Regions from separate parts of the Mus musculus genome. Here region 1 is linked to region 2. Evidence: chromatin loops called from intact Hi-C (ENCODE). Cell type or tissue: heart. All regions are shown on one strand. Links, peaks and the distances in the headings refer to the core of each region. The heading gives the core; the rest is flanking DNA.

The links. A loop is a pair of places that touch in the nucleus more often than their neighbours do. Peaks named below come from ENCODE experiments on the same cell type or tissue, not always from the same donor. Only the 100,000 strongest peaks of a DNase experiment are listed, where the experiment ranks them.
Region 1: a loop joins it to region 2, with 3 times the contacts of the local background. A loop is called at or near these places in 3 of 42 quality-filtered maps.

What each region holds. Positions count from the first base shown.
Region 1 is chr3:84,187,601-84,195,815 of GRCm38, reverse strand. Trim2 (tripartite motif-containing 2) reads left to right here. Exons shown (of 12, transcript NM_001271727.1): 4 at 2,444-2,595; 5 at 3,555-3,735; 6 at 4,580-5,303. Among named protein-coding and RNA genes, the nearest start is that of Mnd1, 36 kb to the right of the region's middle. In heart, for the core only: a CTCF peak has its summit at 4,562; DNase peaks (open chromatin) are centred at 4,945 and 5,245; H3K4me3 peaks cover 1,787 bases; H3K27ac peaks cover 1,562 bases; H3K27me3 peaks cover 1,386 bases.
Region 2 is chr3:84,255,899-84,264,113 of GRCm38, reverse strand. Trim2 (tripartite motif-containing 2) reads left to right here and starts at 4,335. Exons shown (of 12, transcript NM_001271727.1): 1 at 4,335-4,789. It overlaps Gm40078 (a long non-coding RNA gene), which reads right to left. Exons shown (of 3, transcript XR_867391.3): 3 at 5,890-8,215. In heart, for the core only: a CTCF peak has its summit at 4,228; DNase peaks (open chromatin) are centred at 4,473 and 4,653; H3K4me3 peaks cover 1,935 bases; H3K27ac peaks cover 807 bases; H3K27me3 peaks cover 2,177 bases.

The DNA.
Region 1 (8,215 bases), core at 1,687-6,686, 68 kb after region 2:
CTCACAGGGTAGTGCCCCAAGGACCACTGGGAGGATCTTCAGCCCTTCCAAAATCGTTCTCCATGGATTCTGGGGAAGACATTTTTTTAAAAAAAAAGTTTACAGAATTTATTGGAATTTTTTAAAAATAATTCCTTTCACCAGCTCTTTGAAAGGCAAGAGTCCTTTTAAATTACTGATTTTTTTAAATAAATAAAACATTTGTGATACACGGCTCATATATTGTCACCTAATATTTGCATTTCCAAAAGTAATTTCTAGAAACTTTACGGTAGAAAATTTAGCAGAACATTGCATTAGTTTTAGGTCCTCCTGTTTCCTGACTGGTGGAAGCAAAGAATATGTTAAAGAACTATAAACAATCTGAAGTGCAGCTCCAACCAGAGAAAGGAAGATCGACTGAGAGGACCCCTTAGCTCACACCTTATCTAGTAGTTTCTGCGTGGTGAACTGGACTGAATCACATGTATTTTAAATAAAAAGCAAACATTCAGTCTTCCCTTGGAAGGTTCAAATTTCCTTTTGAGTTTGCTATTAACATACAATTTAGTAGAGCTCGAGGAGATATTTTGAACAGGAGATGGACGGAGAAAACTTTGGGCTACAATGATACTCAGTGGTTCAACATCTGCCTACCATACACAAAGCCCTGGGTTCGAGCCCCATCCCTGCTCCTAAAAAAGGGGGGTGGGAGAGAAAGAAAGGAAATTTCCAATTTATGGTCCAAGCCTAACAGATCTTCCTATGTGACAAAGCTTTTAAAAATGAATTGATCCCGATCTCCAAAAAACAAGGGTGGCATTTCCAATTTATGGCCCAGGTGTAGTCGGTCCTCAAAGGTCATTTTATATGACAAAAAATTAAAATGAAATACACATTCCTGTAATTTACTATGGTTCTGCATCAAAGTACAATGGTGCATGAAGTCTGAGATTATTGTGGAAATGTTTTGAAGGACTTTTATCTGAACCTGGGTCACTCAGAAAGATTGTTTCCAAAATACAACCAGCTCCAGAAAATACTATCGCAAACAGTGAGAGGAATAAGGAAGGAGTCCTTTGGGTTGTCATGACACGAAACTCTAGAACCATAAGTAAGGACATCCTGTGATTCCACAACCCCAGACCCCGAAGTGTTGAGTACTTGTCAGGACCTTGTTGGTTTCAGTGGCACTGTGAAAAACCCATCATTGGTCAAGCTGGGTCAGGATGCACGCCCTTTTTGGTATGTGCATGACTGAAAACGCCACATAAAGCTCTCCCTCAAAAGTCTTATGAGAATTCAAAACAGGCTTTGTGTTACATTGTTACTAAGTGTCCATCCTTAGTAGGATAAGTGGCTTAATTTCACATTAAGGACAACCAGATGATGTCATTGTCATCACCACAGCAGCTACTAACTGGGAACTATTCTGAGCTGGTACCGAGCATCCTCAAGTTCTTGTGTGTATTAATTCAGTCTGCACAGCAGCCCAGTGGAGCCTGTTACTGTCATGGATACTACCATCCTTCTCTGCTTGACAGAGGTGGAAGTTGAGACTCAGTAGAGTTAGGTCATTTGCCTATGGCCATTCAGGTAAATGTGAGATGGAGCCAGGATGAGAACAGCGGAGTGCATCTTTGTTCAAGCAGTGGCAGTTTTAAATGAAGTTCAGGAGAGCCCCACCCCCACCCCCACCCCCTTGTCCACAGACCTGGGGCGGGGGTGGGGTGGAGATCCACAAGGTGAATACTGCAGTCTTAGCACAACAATAGAAAGGCAGCGTTTGTTTCCACTCTCCCAAGTGTATGCAGTGGAGCATTCCAGGGTCTGTCTGATACATTCTATCATGACAGGATGAATGCAGAAGCAGCGAGGAGAATCCAGCTGCCTTCTGTCCAGTGGAACACTGCAGAGATGCATTGAGATGGAGAGCAATGCCAAGTTCCAACATTTTCATCTTAAGTAACAAATCACATTACTCACCACTCGTATTTAAGTGGCTTCACAATTACTTTTTCATTACATTACATTAATAATGTTTTGTTTCATTTTTAATATGACAAATATCTATAGAAAGCATCCACATATGCAAAAGTACTTTTTTTTGAGACAGGGTCTCACTGTGTAGCTGTGACTGCCTTGAAACTTGCTATGTAGACCGGGTCGGCCAGGCACTTACTAAACTCCATCTTCCTTTGCCTCCTGGGACTAACGACTTCCCCCACCATGCCTGGCTCAGAGAGCCCTTTTGAAGTTCTCAGCACTTTTTAAAAGAGCTTAGAGAGGTTCAGAGACCAAAGTGCTTGAGAGCCATAGCAGTGGCTTTTGGTGTCGCATGCACCTGTTTGAGGCCTGCCATATCAACATTTGGGCACTGTAACCACAGCAGCTTTAGTGACCGGGTGTGATGGGAGAATGCATATGTGCTTCCTGCAGGGTAAGCTCTCTGTGTTACCCACAGGTGATGGAATTTTACTGCCAGTCCTGTGAGACCGCCATGTGTCGGGAGTGCACGGAGGGGGAGCACGCGGAGCACCCCACAGTCCCGCTGAAGGATGTGGTGGAGCAGCACAAGGCCTCGCTCCAGGTCCAGCTGGACGCAGTCAACAAAAGGTACCGTGCCCCTCCAGACTCCCCATCCCATGGGAGGCCTGGCCTGACATCCAGCGTCTCTGAGATGGTAGCTACGGTCATGCTAGCCTGTATGCATAACTAAATCCTATGTTCTTCTTGATCATGTGATCCCAGAAATTCCTGCCTGAAATCAGAGCTGCTGACATACTTCTCTGCCTGTGGTGGTAGCTGGGACAGCTACTCTCAGCCTGAGCCCTGCACAATGGTGCTGAGCAGCGGTTGCTCAAATTTCCTCCTCTGTTTGTCTTGAGGGTTGGTTTTTGTTTTTTCCCCTTTTGGTATGGACACAAATGAATATAGTAGTCATGTCCTATATGAGAGAAACTAAAAAGGAGGTTAACAACCTGCTGTAAAACAAAATAGCCAATAGTCCTACTGTCAACAGTCCTAGGGAGAAAAGCATAGTTGTTCAATGTTACCTGAAGGAACTTGAAAACTTACAAGAGTTCTCCAGGTACTCTGAATTCTTCAAAGTTTATGTTGTTGGAAGAAAAAAAAAAAGATATAGCTAGACACTTAGAATATAGCGGTTCTCTACCATGGGCAATTCTGTACACACACACACACATTTGGTGATACCTAAACCCATTTTAGGTGTCTTAGCAACAGTGTAGGAATATGCTATAGATGTGGAGTAGAGGAGGGAACTCTGTTAAGCATCCTATATGCACAGGGCATCCTCTGCTACAAGGACTATCTGGCCATAACCGTTCCGCCAAGACCTTTGCACCATCAATAGTTAACCCAGATGGTTGAAGGGAGATTTAAATAGAGGTGACCCTGAAGGACTCACTTGTTCCTTCATGTTTCCTTTTAAAGGTGATGCAAGCAGCATAGTAAAAAGCGCTTGCATTTAGAGACTGAAGGTATAGGCAGGCTTTGGAGTATTCCTAGGTAGAAGTTAAATAATGACCACTAACAACTCTCCTGTCTCTCAGACTCCCAGAAATAGATTCTGCTCTTCAGTTCATCTCAGAAATCATCCATCAGTTAACCAACCAAAAGGCCAGCATTGTGGATGACATCCACTCCACCTTTGATGAGCTGCAGAAGACTTTAAATGTTCGCAAGAGCGTGCTGCTCATGGAGTTGGAGGTCAACTATGGTCTCAAACACAAAGTAAGGCTCTGCAGTCCTGCAGGCTTCTTGGGGGGGGGGGGAGTGGGGGTGACTGCACTCCCAGCGCCTGCTTACTGCGTTCTAACAGTGGCGGTAGCAGGAATGGACCTACACCACTGTACTTCCTGGGGACCAACAGTGCCCTTTACATTTAGTAGATATTCAACCAAACTCGGATTCCGTGAACTTTCTGTCGCAACTTATAGTTCTCCCTAAGGAGAGGTTGCATATAGAAATGCTTTCAGGGCTTAAGGTCGCCTGGAATGTTTTCCTTCCTTAATTATAGGGTGGAGGAGCCTCTTCACTGCTCTCTCTCTCACCCACACCAACCTGTTCCTCAACTTCAAAGCGAACCTGACTGCCGCCTTTGTTTGGCTCTGCAAGTCTGTTCACCAAGCCAGGGTGGAGAGCTTCGGGTATTCAGGTGTAGAGACTTCTCAAATGGTTGGGTTTTGTTCCCTGAGGTCGTGACTGGCAGCTCTAAACGCTAGGGAAAGGCCACTGGGTAATGACTAATTCGCATCAAGCAGACAATTTGTTTGCTGTTGGTAGCGTCCTTTCTTCTCTTAGCCCCAGGTAAACAGATGACCTAAGAAATGCACGTGTGGGTGAGAGGCAGGGTGAGGCGGAAGGGAAATCTCCAGATGATACTGGAAATGCAACTTAGCGTTCTGCATGGGTTCACTGGGTTAAATGGAATGCAGATGGTTCCGAGCCACCTGAGTGGGCGGGCGTAGAGGTTGGTTCTTTTGGGAGGAGGGCTCTGCCCCAGCTCCTAGCCAAGTGTCCTGCAGGCTGCACGGTGTCCTGTAGGAAGCGCTCGTTGCCTCTGTGTCCCCGGCAGGTGCTGCAGTCGCAGCTGGATACCCTGCTCCAAGGCCAGGAAAGCATTAAGAGCTGCAGCAACTTCACGGCTCAGGCCCTCAACCATGGCACGGAGACGGAGGTGCTGCTGGTGAAGAAGCAGATGAGCGAGAAGCTGAACGAACTGGCGGACCAGGACTTCCCACTGCACCCGCGCGAGAACGACCAGCTGGATTTTATCGTGGAAACGGAGGGACTGAAGAAGTCTATCCACAACCTGGGGACCATCCTCACCACTAACGCGGTCGCCTCTGAGACGGTGGCCACGGGGGAGGGGCTGCGGCAGACCATCATCGGGCAGCCCATGTCCGTTACTATAACCACCAAGGACAAAGACGGAGAGCTGTGCAAGACAGGCAACGCATACCTCACCGCTGAGCTCAGCACCCCGGACGGCAGCGTGGCCGACGGAGAGATCCTGGACAACAAGAACGGCACCTACGAGTTCTTGTATACTGTGCAGAAGGAGGGGGACTTCACCCTGTCCCTCAGGCTCTACGACCAGCATATCCGAGGCAGCCCGTTTAAGCTCAAGGTCATCCGCTCTGCCGACGTGTCCCCCACCACCGAGGGCGTGAAGCGACGAGTCAAGTCCCCGGGGAGCGGGCACGTCAAGCAGAAGGCTGTGAAGAGACCTGCCAGCATGTACAGCACCGGCAAGCGAAAAGAGAACCCCATCGAGGACGACCTGATCTTCCGAGTCGGTAAGGAGTGGGCGCTGTCCCCTGACTCGGTGGCTAAGGGGCTACCTGGCAAGCGCTCCTGCCAATCGGAATCCTGCATTTACGAGCAGGTGGGGAGCTTCTGGTTATTTTGTTGGGCTAGTTTCTGTAGGCTCTTCCCAAATGTTTCTTCTTCCGTTTCCTCCTTTCTTTCCTCCTCCCCTCCCCCCTTTTCCTGATAAATGCAGCCAGTGAGAAGCTGAAACAAGAAGGGGGGGGGGCAGGGGCGGGAGAAAAACCAACAGTACAACGACAATTTTTTAAAAAAGATTCTCACTTTGGTGGGTGTGTCTTTGGAGGACTCCTGTCTAACCCAAATGCAAAGAGCCTTGCGTCTGGCAAATTCTTGTATTTCTGTGAAATCTGTGGGGCTTGGGCGGTGGCAGTCCCACAAACGGAATTCAGATACCTCTCTGCCTCCACTCCTGCAAGGAGTGGGAGATCTGTGGGGGTCAGTCCACAGGGCAAGCTGTGTGGTCAGCCAGCTGTGCAGAGCTGGAAAACAGTGCCTAAGACCTCTGGGTGGAGAAGGAAATGGGTTTGGGCGGGGCTGGGGATGAAGCCCAGAGGTGTAGCCTGGGCTCAGAGACCGGAATGTGGTTGCCCCTCCCTCTGATTTATTACCTGGCGCTTTTTACCTATGTTTGTTTTCACTGCTTGGCTTCCCAAGAGGAAGCGACCTAAAAGTAAACCAAAAAAAAAAAAAAAAAAAAAAAAAAAAAAAAAAAAAAAAAGGGCATTCAGACATTCTTAAGGAAAAGCAAAGCTTGCATTTTGTTTCAGAAAGGACCTGCAGCCTGCCTCGTTCTCCTCGTTCTGTCTTTACCCGCAGCCTGCCTCCCCTACTCCCTCCTGTGTCTACATCACTGGGCCTGAGAGTGCTACTGCACAGTTTGTTAACTGACACACCTAGAAAGGAAATAGACTTTTCTACCACAGAACTTCAGAAACTAGGAATCTGCAGAACTGCATGTGCGCTCGGGGAGGGAAGGAGTAGGAGACCATGCTGGCCATCTTTTCTCACCATCTATTCTCCTCAGACTGCCTGGGGCAACTCCGGCTCCTTGGCTCCTTGGAACATTGTGAGCCGAGTTGCCCTGTTAGTTCTCAAGGCTGAATCCCGGTAAAGACTGTGGAATGACACGTTAACTTGTCCATTCGGAGCATGACTTTCTTGGTCACCTGTGTAGAATGATTCCAGGGGACAAGCTAGGACAGACGCAGGACTGGATCCTGCTGGTCACCTGTGTAGAATGGTTCCAGGGGACAAGTTCAGACAGACGCAGGACGGATCCTGCTGCTCCAGGTCTTCCATTTGAGCCTTGGGCCTAGCGTTCTGCTTCCTTCAGCCTCAGCTTCCATGTCCATAAAATGCAAAGTTGTCCTTTAGATTCTTCCATGTTGTCACAATGATAGGGTCCCGAGAATCAATTTCATTTTGGGGGGAATCCTAGTAGTAGTCATGAACTATATGTTAGTACCATTTTTAATTATGTGAGGAGCCTTCCTACTGTTTACATAATGGCTACAAGTGTACCTTCACCTCAGCAATGATGAGGCTCCCTTTATTCACATCCCTGTCAACATTTATCTTGTCTTTTTGATGGTTGGTTGGTTTGAATTGGCATTCTCCTGGTTGTTAGTAATGTTGACCTCTTTTATTATTATTGGCCACCTGTATGTCTTTTAAGAAATGTCTATTTAGATCATTTGCCCATGTTTAAATCACATTTAAATTTATTATTATTATTACTATTATTGGGGTACAAGTGCCTCAGCATGTATGTGGGGGTCGGAGGACAACTTCAGGGTTGGCTCTCTCCTTCCTCTCTAAGAGCTCTGACCACCAAACAGACCACTAAATCAGTCTTTACCTGCTGTGCACCTCATTGGCCCCAGGTTGTCTTCTCACCATTGATTGGTTGGAGCCTGAGCCCAGCCGCACTGCTGTACCAATATAATTCCAGCATTTGAGATCTGAGGCAGAAGGAGCTCAGGCTCAAGGTTACAAAAGCAATGATTCTTCTTAATTTCTTTTTATGAGTACCACAACTTGGCAACAAAAGCAAAAACATTAAGCTAAGAAATTTCTGTTTAATAAACAAAACTATCACACGAGTGAAGAGACTAATAAAAAAACAACAAAAAAAAGTTTATGAAATTATTTTAGCTCCTTATGCATCTTGGATATCAATGCTTTAGTAGCTGCATGGCTGGCGTGGATTTTCTTCCCTTCTGTTTGGCTTTGTCAAGGGTGCTGTTAGGCTCAGACCTAAAAGCCATTGCTCACACCAGTGTAATGAGTTCCTCTCCCGTGCTTCCTCCTGCAGGGTTTGCAGCTTCAGGTCCTAGGCTTCCAGGCTTTAATCCAGTGTGGATTGCCCTTTGTCTTTGATATGAGGTCAGCCTCTAGTAATCTTCATGTCAACATCTGGATTTCCCAACACCATTTATTGTAGAGACTCTCCTGTCCCCATTGTCTCCCTCCTCTTTGTCACAGATCAATTAACCATAAACGTGTGGCTTTATTTCTGGGTATTCTTATTCTCTTTGTGGTCTGTTGAGTTTTTGTCTGTTTCTGAGACAATCTCACTATGCACACTTTGTAGCCCAGACTCCCCTTAAATTCTATATTCCCTGCCTTGGACTGCCAAATGCTGGAATTACAGGTGCCATCATGATCTCCGGGTCTTGTATTCCACTAATGTGTGTCCTTTTTATGCTGTTTTTGTCAGGAATAGCTTTGAAGCAGATGTTGAAATCAGAGAATATAATGTCTCTAGCTTTGCTCTTTTCCCTCAGAATTGCTTTAGCTTTTTTGGAGGTTTCTGTGGTTAGACATGAATTTTAGCATTGCTTTTTCTACTTCTTTGAAAAAAAATGTCATTGGGATT
Region 2 (8,215 bases), core at 1,598-6,597:
ACTGGTCCTTTCTTTTGAAAGTTGTCATTGTACATCTTTCCCTTATGTGGAAGTAAATTTATCTCTCCTGTTCTCTCCCTTTTAATGTTTAAAAAAAAATCCACAGTGAGTAGCAGGAGGAGGGGTCTGGCAAGAAGAGTTGGGGAGGCAACTGGGGATTAAAACTACTGCAGCCCTTTTCTTACACGTGGCCACATTGGGTGCTTTTGCTCGGGGGTTGGCTCTTCCCCCACTTTCTGGTAAGTGGAGCTCTACACTCTGATGCTGCCTGTGGATCACCTGTCCCGTCCCCTCACGTGGTGATTGCAGTATCCAGGCCCAGACTGGTATCTATTGTGTGTTCTGTTAACTAAAAGGGAGCTTGGATTTTGTTCTTCTGGCTTTCTCTACAATCAGTGTTTGGATTAAGGTTAGGATGTAGACTTGGGGAAAGAAAAGAAAGGCCGCAGCAGGCTCAGGAGGAACTAACATCACAAAAGGTGTGTGAGCTGAAACCGAAGGAGGCAGATGAAGGAGGCAGAGTTTAATCATGTAGCATAGGAGGAAGTCAGGGTCAAAGGCCACTGCTAAAAAAGTCAGTGGTCTTTGAGGATTTGAGCCATACATGATGTCACTAATACATCACCTGGCTTTTCCTCCAATCTTCCAAAAGATGACTTCTTTGAGTACTAGAACTCTCCCTCCCTCTCTCCATCAAGGCTTTCTCACTCTCCAGAGAATGGACAGGCTGGGAGTAGAGTTCACTAATAGAGCACTTGCTCCAAAAACTCAGGGCTCCCAGTTTAATTCCAGCACATACAGATACATACACACTCATGCATATACACACACGTATAACATACACTTATGCATACATACCACATGTATACATATACTCATGTATACACACATGCATATACACATGCATGCACACTCATAATTCATACAGACAGACACTCTGATGCATACACATGTGTACACACATACATACACACATGCACTCATGCACACACACACACACATTTCCCGTGAGTCCTTAGAACAATTGCAGTGCCTCTTTTATGGAAAGACTCATAGTTAACTGTGTACTTTGACTCCCGCCCCCATTAGTCATGTGACTCATGATACAGGAAACAGTGCTGTCTCCTTCTGTGCCAAGATGTTGAACACAGCCTGTGTGCACAGCAAACACTGGCTACCTCTGAGGCAAAAGAAAAGGTAGGGGCTCTTTCCAGCTGTTTTATGCACTAGTCTTTCTGTTAATCTGACATTTTAGATACTGGGCAGATGTAAGCAGGTGAAATGAAAGCCGCCTGTGAGGAAGCAGGCCCCAGTTCCTGAGCAGTGGTGTCAGCAGGCTGATCTACCAACGAGCACCAGCAGGAAAGTTTCACCTTGACCTTGCCATGGCCTTGTAATACCAGTCCCTGCCAGGGGTCTCAGAACATCCCTTCCCACTTCACAAGCTTCCTCAATGATTCCCAAAAGAATTTCACCCTTCTGGACATGAATTGAATACTAGAGAGTCCCCCAGGAGGCCAGCTAACCCTCCGATGGTGGCTTTTGGGATAAAGAATTCCACATGTATTGTTTTGGAGTAAGGTGTAAGATTGAAGAGCTGGAACTCAGTAGCACATGTCTGAGTCCCACCCAGCTACGCGGGAGGTGCAGGAGGATTGCTTGAGCCAGGGTGGGTTGGAGACAAGACTGGACAATATAGCAACTCCTGCCCCCCCTCCCCACCCTAATTCCAAATGAAAAGCTGTGTGAGGAGAGTTGGGGCTACACCTCATGGTAGGGCACCTGCCTAGTGTGTACAAGGCCCTGGCTTCTATCGTCAGCTCCGTGAGATAACATGGAAAGCCTTAAAGAAACAGAGACCAGAACTACATTCTACCTCCTATGTGTTTGTTGTTTTCTAACCTGTGTCAAAGCTTTGTGGATCGCATTGAAGATGATCCAAAGGTTACAGTGGCATCTATCTCACAGCAAGGGCCCAAGGGGCGTTGGCACTAAGACAGAAGGGTAGCATGGGGAGGGAGGAGTCTAGAAGAAGAGGGGCAGCTGTTGTCCTTCAGACTTGGCATCAGGACTAAGTAAGTAGAATTAAACGGGGAGGCTGTCAAACCTGTGCTGTGTGTGTGTTCATGGCAGCCGCTGGCACTTTGAGCCTCTGCCCATGTGTTACGTGGTATGTGATAGATTCATATAGAATAGAAACACTTTAGGGGAAAAAATAATAAAAGTTCCCAGGCAGCGTTAAATAGAAGACATGATCAGACGAGTTGGTGTGTGTGTGTCTGAAATTTAATAAAACCCTCTTGTATTTTCTGATCCTCTTTCTCACCGTTTGCACCCAAGGCGCTGCCTGCTTGCCCACAGTGGCTTTTCTCCTCTCTGTCCTCTGATGTGACTCTGCTCACAGTGGGTGAATCTTATGAGTTCGATTGTTTTCCCCAAATTCCTACGTTGAAGCCTTAAGCCCTGCCCCCATACCTCAGAATGGGACATTTTTATGGGAAGAAGGTGATTTCCCATTACAAGATAGAAGTAAAATGCCGTTAGATCTTAGACTTCTCAAAATGTCCGAATGTTGAAGGCTTGTTCCCCTAGCCTCACCCCAGTCTGCAATACTACTGTCAAGTGCAGGAGTGTGTGACTTCAGAAGCTGGGCCTGGTAGGACAGAGTTCGGTTGTAGGCCCCTGCCCTTGAAGGGAATTTTGGAAGCACAGTCTGTACATGTCACTCTCCTAGTTCCCTGACCACCCATCGGTGAATCAGTTTCCTTTGTCATGTTCCCATCATCATGTCTCTGAAACAGAACCAAGAGAAACCTTTCCTCATTTTAAAATGATTATTTTAAGCATCTTGATATCGTGATAGAAAACTGACTGACACCTGAGGACAGATGTAATTAGTGAAGTGCAGTAATTCTGGAGTATGGTGGGCCCCTAACCTAATATGGCTAGCGTTTTACAAAAAGAGGCGGACATCTGGTCACGGCGAGCCAGGGAAAATAAGTGCTTACAATGCCGCTAGCCAAGGAACCAGGGGTCCTTCCTGGAGTAAGCTCCTCCCATCACACTGGCTGCAGGCTCCCAGGCTGTGAGGCAATTTATTTCTGTTATTTAATCTCCTCACTTCCAGGTACTTTGTTTTGACAGATGCAACACACCAATACAAACCGTTTTTCTCTACTCTGTATTTACCTTCGCTGTCTAACCACACACCTGCCCAACCTGTCTTGCTTAGCCAGAAGGTCCCAAATACTTTAGAAATCTGTGTGGCTGATTTGTATTCTGTGACCTCGTTCTGAACCCAACTCCTGGCTTCTCTGGGTCCTCTCTCATTTTCTTCTACTTGTCCTGCCACAGGAGGCAGACAGGAGGCTATGACCTCTGTAGGATACCTTTGCCCCACCCCTGTAATGGGCATTTTATTTTAGTCTCTCTCTTGCTGTCTTTGGAGTCTTTCCCCTTCATTTCAAACTCACCTCCACCCCCTTTCTAGGTTGGAGTAGCCTTGTGAAATTATCTTTCTGCGGTGGAAATCTTATTACATCACTTGCCAGCTCCAAATCTCTCAGAGGGTCCCTTTAGTTTCTAGTCAGATGCCAAGGTCCCAGTTTACCTAGGACGACAAGCACGGTGACCTAACTTCTTTGCCATCCACCATAGAGCATCTATCTGTCTTCATTGCTCCTGCTCTGCCCCTAAAGCCACATTCAGGATCAGCTAGTGCCCAGCCTCTTTGTTCTAGAGCCTGCAGAAGCCCAAAATTTAAAAGGCTTGTCCGGGAGGTGGCGGCAGGTGGGGGTTGGAGGTGGGGAGCTGTCTTTGGATTCTAGACTGATTGAAAAGCCCCATCTGTGCTCTCCCCAACCCCACCCTATGTTTCTTTGACTGTAATTTTTCAGGGTTGGGAACTGGTAAGTCTCCCTAGCATAACCAGCCCAACACAGTAGAGCACTTGAGAGGAAGTAGCGACTTCACGCTGTCAAAGGCACTCCAAAGTGAGGAAGGGACGGGGGGGGGGGGGGGGGGGGCGGAGAAACAGCAATTTTGCCCAGCTGTTTGGGAGAATGAAAAATCAATTTGCAAAGACAGCACTTCCTCATCCTTTTCAGCGCTGACTGTATCATAACTGACTCGTGAATTGGAATTAAAGCAAAGCTTTTCCCCTTGTCACGGTCAGCAGTGTGTGCTTTCAATACCGAACGCCCGGCGGTGGAGGCAGGCTGCGTCGAGCTCGCTCAGCCCGGTACAGCTGAAGTCACTTCCCCTGCAGGGACAGAGCGTGCTTTCGTGGGGTGGGCGGGCGGGTGTGTGTGTGTGAGAGAGAGAGAGTTTTCCGCAGTAGACCTGAAAACCCAGCCAGCCGCGGATTGGCGCATCCCGGCTGCGGCCGCCTGAGTCATCCGAATCGTTCTGGAACCGGGCACCAACTTGCGTGTTTGTCCGCGGCTCTTTGTGCGCGGATCAGCTGTACCGTGGGCTCTGGCATCTAATCCAGGATTTGCCTCTGCGCGAGGCTTATGGAAAGCAGATGTCTCGCCGCTCTGGGACTGAGCACAGAATGGAAGTGACCCAGAGAGGAGCTGTTTGGTACAGACGACACGGAGGGAAGGCCCCGGCGCGGCCCGCGAGGCCAGCTCCGCTCCTCGCGTCCGTCCTCTCTGCCGAGCCCGCCGCTCAGATCGTGTCCCGCGAGCGAGCCGTGTGACCGTGAGGCCGCGTGCGGCGGGAGCCGGGATACCGGGGTCCGCGGCCGCCAGAGATCCGGGTGCGAGCAGCAGCCGCGAGGGTCGCGGTAAGTGTCCCTGGGGGTGGGGGCGTGAGGGGCGCGGGCGGTTTTTCGGAGCTGTCAGCCCGCCAGCACTGTTCCCGGAATCTCACGGACCCTCTGCAGACCCTGACCTGCAAGGAACGCTTGCAAAGTCATTTGACCCTGGAGTAGAAAGCGACTCTATAATCTTAAAGCTTGGAAAGGTGTCCTCTTCCCACCCCCACCCCCAACCCCATTTCTTTTTCTTCCAAAAATAAACAAACAAAAAAATGTTCTTTCTCTTTGAAGGAACTACTCAGCTAGATTCCTGTCTATTAGTTTTCACGCTTACCCTCTGGCCAAGCTCACGCTGCACGTCTGGTTTATTAAAAGGTGGAGATGTTGCCTTTCTGGGCTTTTTGATTGATGCTGAAAAATCTGCATGCTGCTGTCAAGATGTAAAGGATTGGGGGTGGGGAGGAAGCTTGTCCCAAAAATGCTTGTCAGATGCAAAGCATTCCGCGAACCCCAGACATTTCCCCATTTGTAATCTAATCGATTCCAGGGAGCAACTGACTTATTTTCTGCAACTCCTTAATCGAATTAGGGCACAGATAGCGTTAGATTCAAATACTTTTTAATTCTAGTGTGTGTGTGGGGGGGAGGGGGAACGGGACACGTATTTATTTATTTTGAGGTTCTGGGGAATTAATGCTCGGCTGAACTGATAAGTTACGGCCCCACCTCTCAAATGCTTTTTAGATAGTACATTTAACAGCATTTGAAGTTCTGAGAGTCTAAAGATTAGGCTACACGCTAGGATATACATGAGAGGTTGTTCTTGTGACAGTTTGCATATCTATGCCCGCCCCCCCCCCCGCGCCCGCTCAGGGTTGGTTGGTTTGTTTTTCCTTCTAAGATGGAGCTTAACCTTCACATCTGTATTCTTGAAATATAGTTATAAGCTCAGTACAGCATAACAAGTACTTCCAGATTCCTTCCTGGGGGCGGGAGTTACTGTGCTGGATTTTATATGACCTCCAGTTTCAGATTTCCACTCCATTTCACCCTTAACAGAGCCAGCATGGGCGCTTCAACTCCAAGCAACAGAAGAGCAGGAGTGATTCAGAGCACTTGGCCCACCACGGCCTTGAACCAAGACAGAAAGCATTTTATAGACTTTTTATGATATGCACTACATTCCCGTCCTGTTCAAACATAGGCTCATATAATGATTAAAGATCAATTAAAGAGAAGCAGGCCCTGCCTCCCTTCTCCCTTGGGTAAATACGGTCTCCCCTTTCTTCCCTCCCTCATTTGCAGAATTCTATTTCACTCAGTTACCATGACCTCATTTTGGATTGCGGCATACATGGGGCCATCAACTGTCATTATCAATGTTTGTTTCAGTGAAAATGTGCCCTGTCAGTATCTTCTGAGAACGTTTACTCAAACCTTACCTTTATTTTCCTAGAAAACTCTCCATGTATATAAATTGTACTGTGTCAAAAAAAACAAACATGGCATCCATACCTTTAATTATTCTTATATCATCCCGTTACTGGTGGCTTGTGTGGATTATTATTTGGTGAGATTGTAGTTTCTATTTTATACTGAAATACAGGTAGAGAGAACTTCTCATAGGACACTAAATATAAATAAATGGGTTTGAAAGTATGGCCATTAACATGGAATGCTCTGGCCTTTTCTTTAGTCTATTGACTCTTCAGGAAGAACTAATAGTTACCATGCAGTTCAAGAGTGGTTTGTTTAGAGTCCAAGCTACAATAATTTACCGCTGTCCAAATTCATCACTGTGAGGATGTGGCTCATTCAGTGGAGAGGACCCAACGAGGTAATATTACAGTTTCCAAAAAAGCATTGGGAAGGCTCCCACAGCTAAGATCCAATCAGCGGCAGGGCCTACCTTGTTACTGACATTCCTTATTCAGTGAGGCCCATCATGGTATCGTGTCCCTACTGAACAAGCAGCCCCCTTTTGGTCTGTCCTTACTCCCTAAACAGCCAGCAGAACTGCGATTCAAAACTGCATAGGTGTTACAATCTGAGATGACTTAAAATGGGCAGGGGATTGGCGTAGGTTATGAGCAAGAGAAGGTAGTTTTGTACAAGCACTTAGTTATATGCAGAGTTTAATGTCTACGGGGGTGAGGATGCCCTTGAACCAACCCCTTCAGATGCCAAGGAATTGCCCTATTTCTTATACTCTTATATATTAGACTTGAAAACTGAATGGTGAGTTAGCAAGTCTTTTTTTTTTTAAATAAAATATGCATTTACTTATATGCATTTTATGTGCATTGGTGTTTGGCCTGCTTGTATGTTGTGTGAGGGTGTTGGATATCATGGAACAGACAGTTGTGAGCTGCCATGTGGGTCCTGGGAATTGAACCTGGGTTCTCTGAAAGAATAGCCAGTTTTCTTAAGTACTAAGCCATCTCTCCAGTCCCTAGCTAGCAAGTCTTTAAAAAGAAAACCCCACAAGTTATCAGTGAGTTCAAAGCATTAAGTTCCCTGGAAAAAGAGACACTTAAGTCTGATCATATGGAGAGTGTTTGATCTTAGACTCAAAAGAACTGACAACTGCAGACTGTGAGGTAAATAGAAAACTAAGGGGGATCAATATGGCGACACCAAGCCAATGCTTACTTCCCACTTGGATTTTATGTCTCTTGTAGGGTTTGGTAGATGTTAAACCTCAGAACCAGTGCTTATGTTGGCACATACTAAAATTTCTTCACAATGGTTACTTCCTGTGATATATTATATTATTATTATATTATATTATATATTTTTACATCCTGCCGTTGACTCTCAACTTAATGACAGAACAGAAATATCCCTTCTCTAGAATTTTCACTGTTTCCATTTAGCCTAACACACTGTAGGTCTACATGAAATTTCCTTATGCAGAATGGCCCTGGGAGAGTCTAATAGCCTTGGGTCTGTGGATATGGAGGGTGTGGGTTGCCTCCTGGTACACACAAGCCCCTGGGTTTCATCCCTAGCACCACACCACAAAACATACAAACAAAAAATTGCCTATCCTGAGTCCTTGGATCAAACAAAATCAGTGTATCTGCCTGCATTGTCATCAGCCTGTGGTGGGTTAGAAACGTGCAAATGAAGCTGCTGGTGCAGGCTTCCTTCTGCTTAACTGAAACAAATGAATCCACCCGAGGCAGCCCAACTTCTGCTTCCAGAAGCAGTTTGCTAAGGATGCTAGAGATGGCTGGAGCTCTGGGAGGTGACTAGCTTTTAAAATTCCTGTCCTCGGTATCTAAATGTCTTTGGGTTTTCAGAGTGTCTGCTTCTCTTAGAGATGCTGGTACCTCCCTTTAGATTCACCCACTAATTTAAACTAAACTATCAAGAGAAGTAAAAAAAAAAAATCACTTCACTTTTGGTCTCTCCCCTTTGGACCTGGACCAACATTGTAGAGTTCTCTGT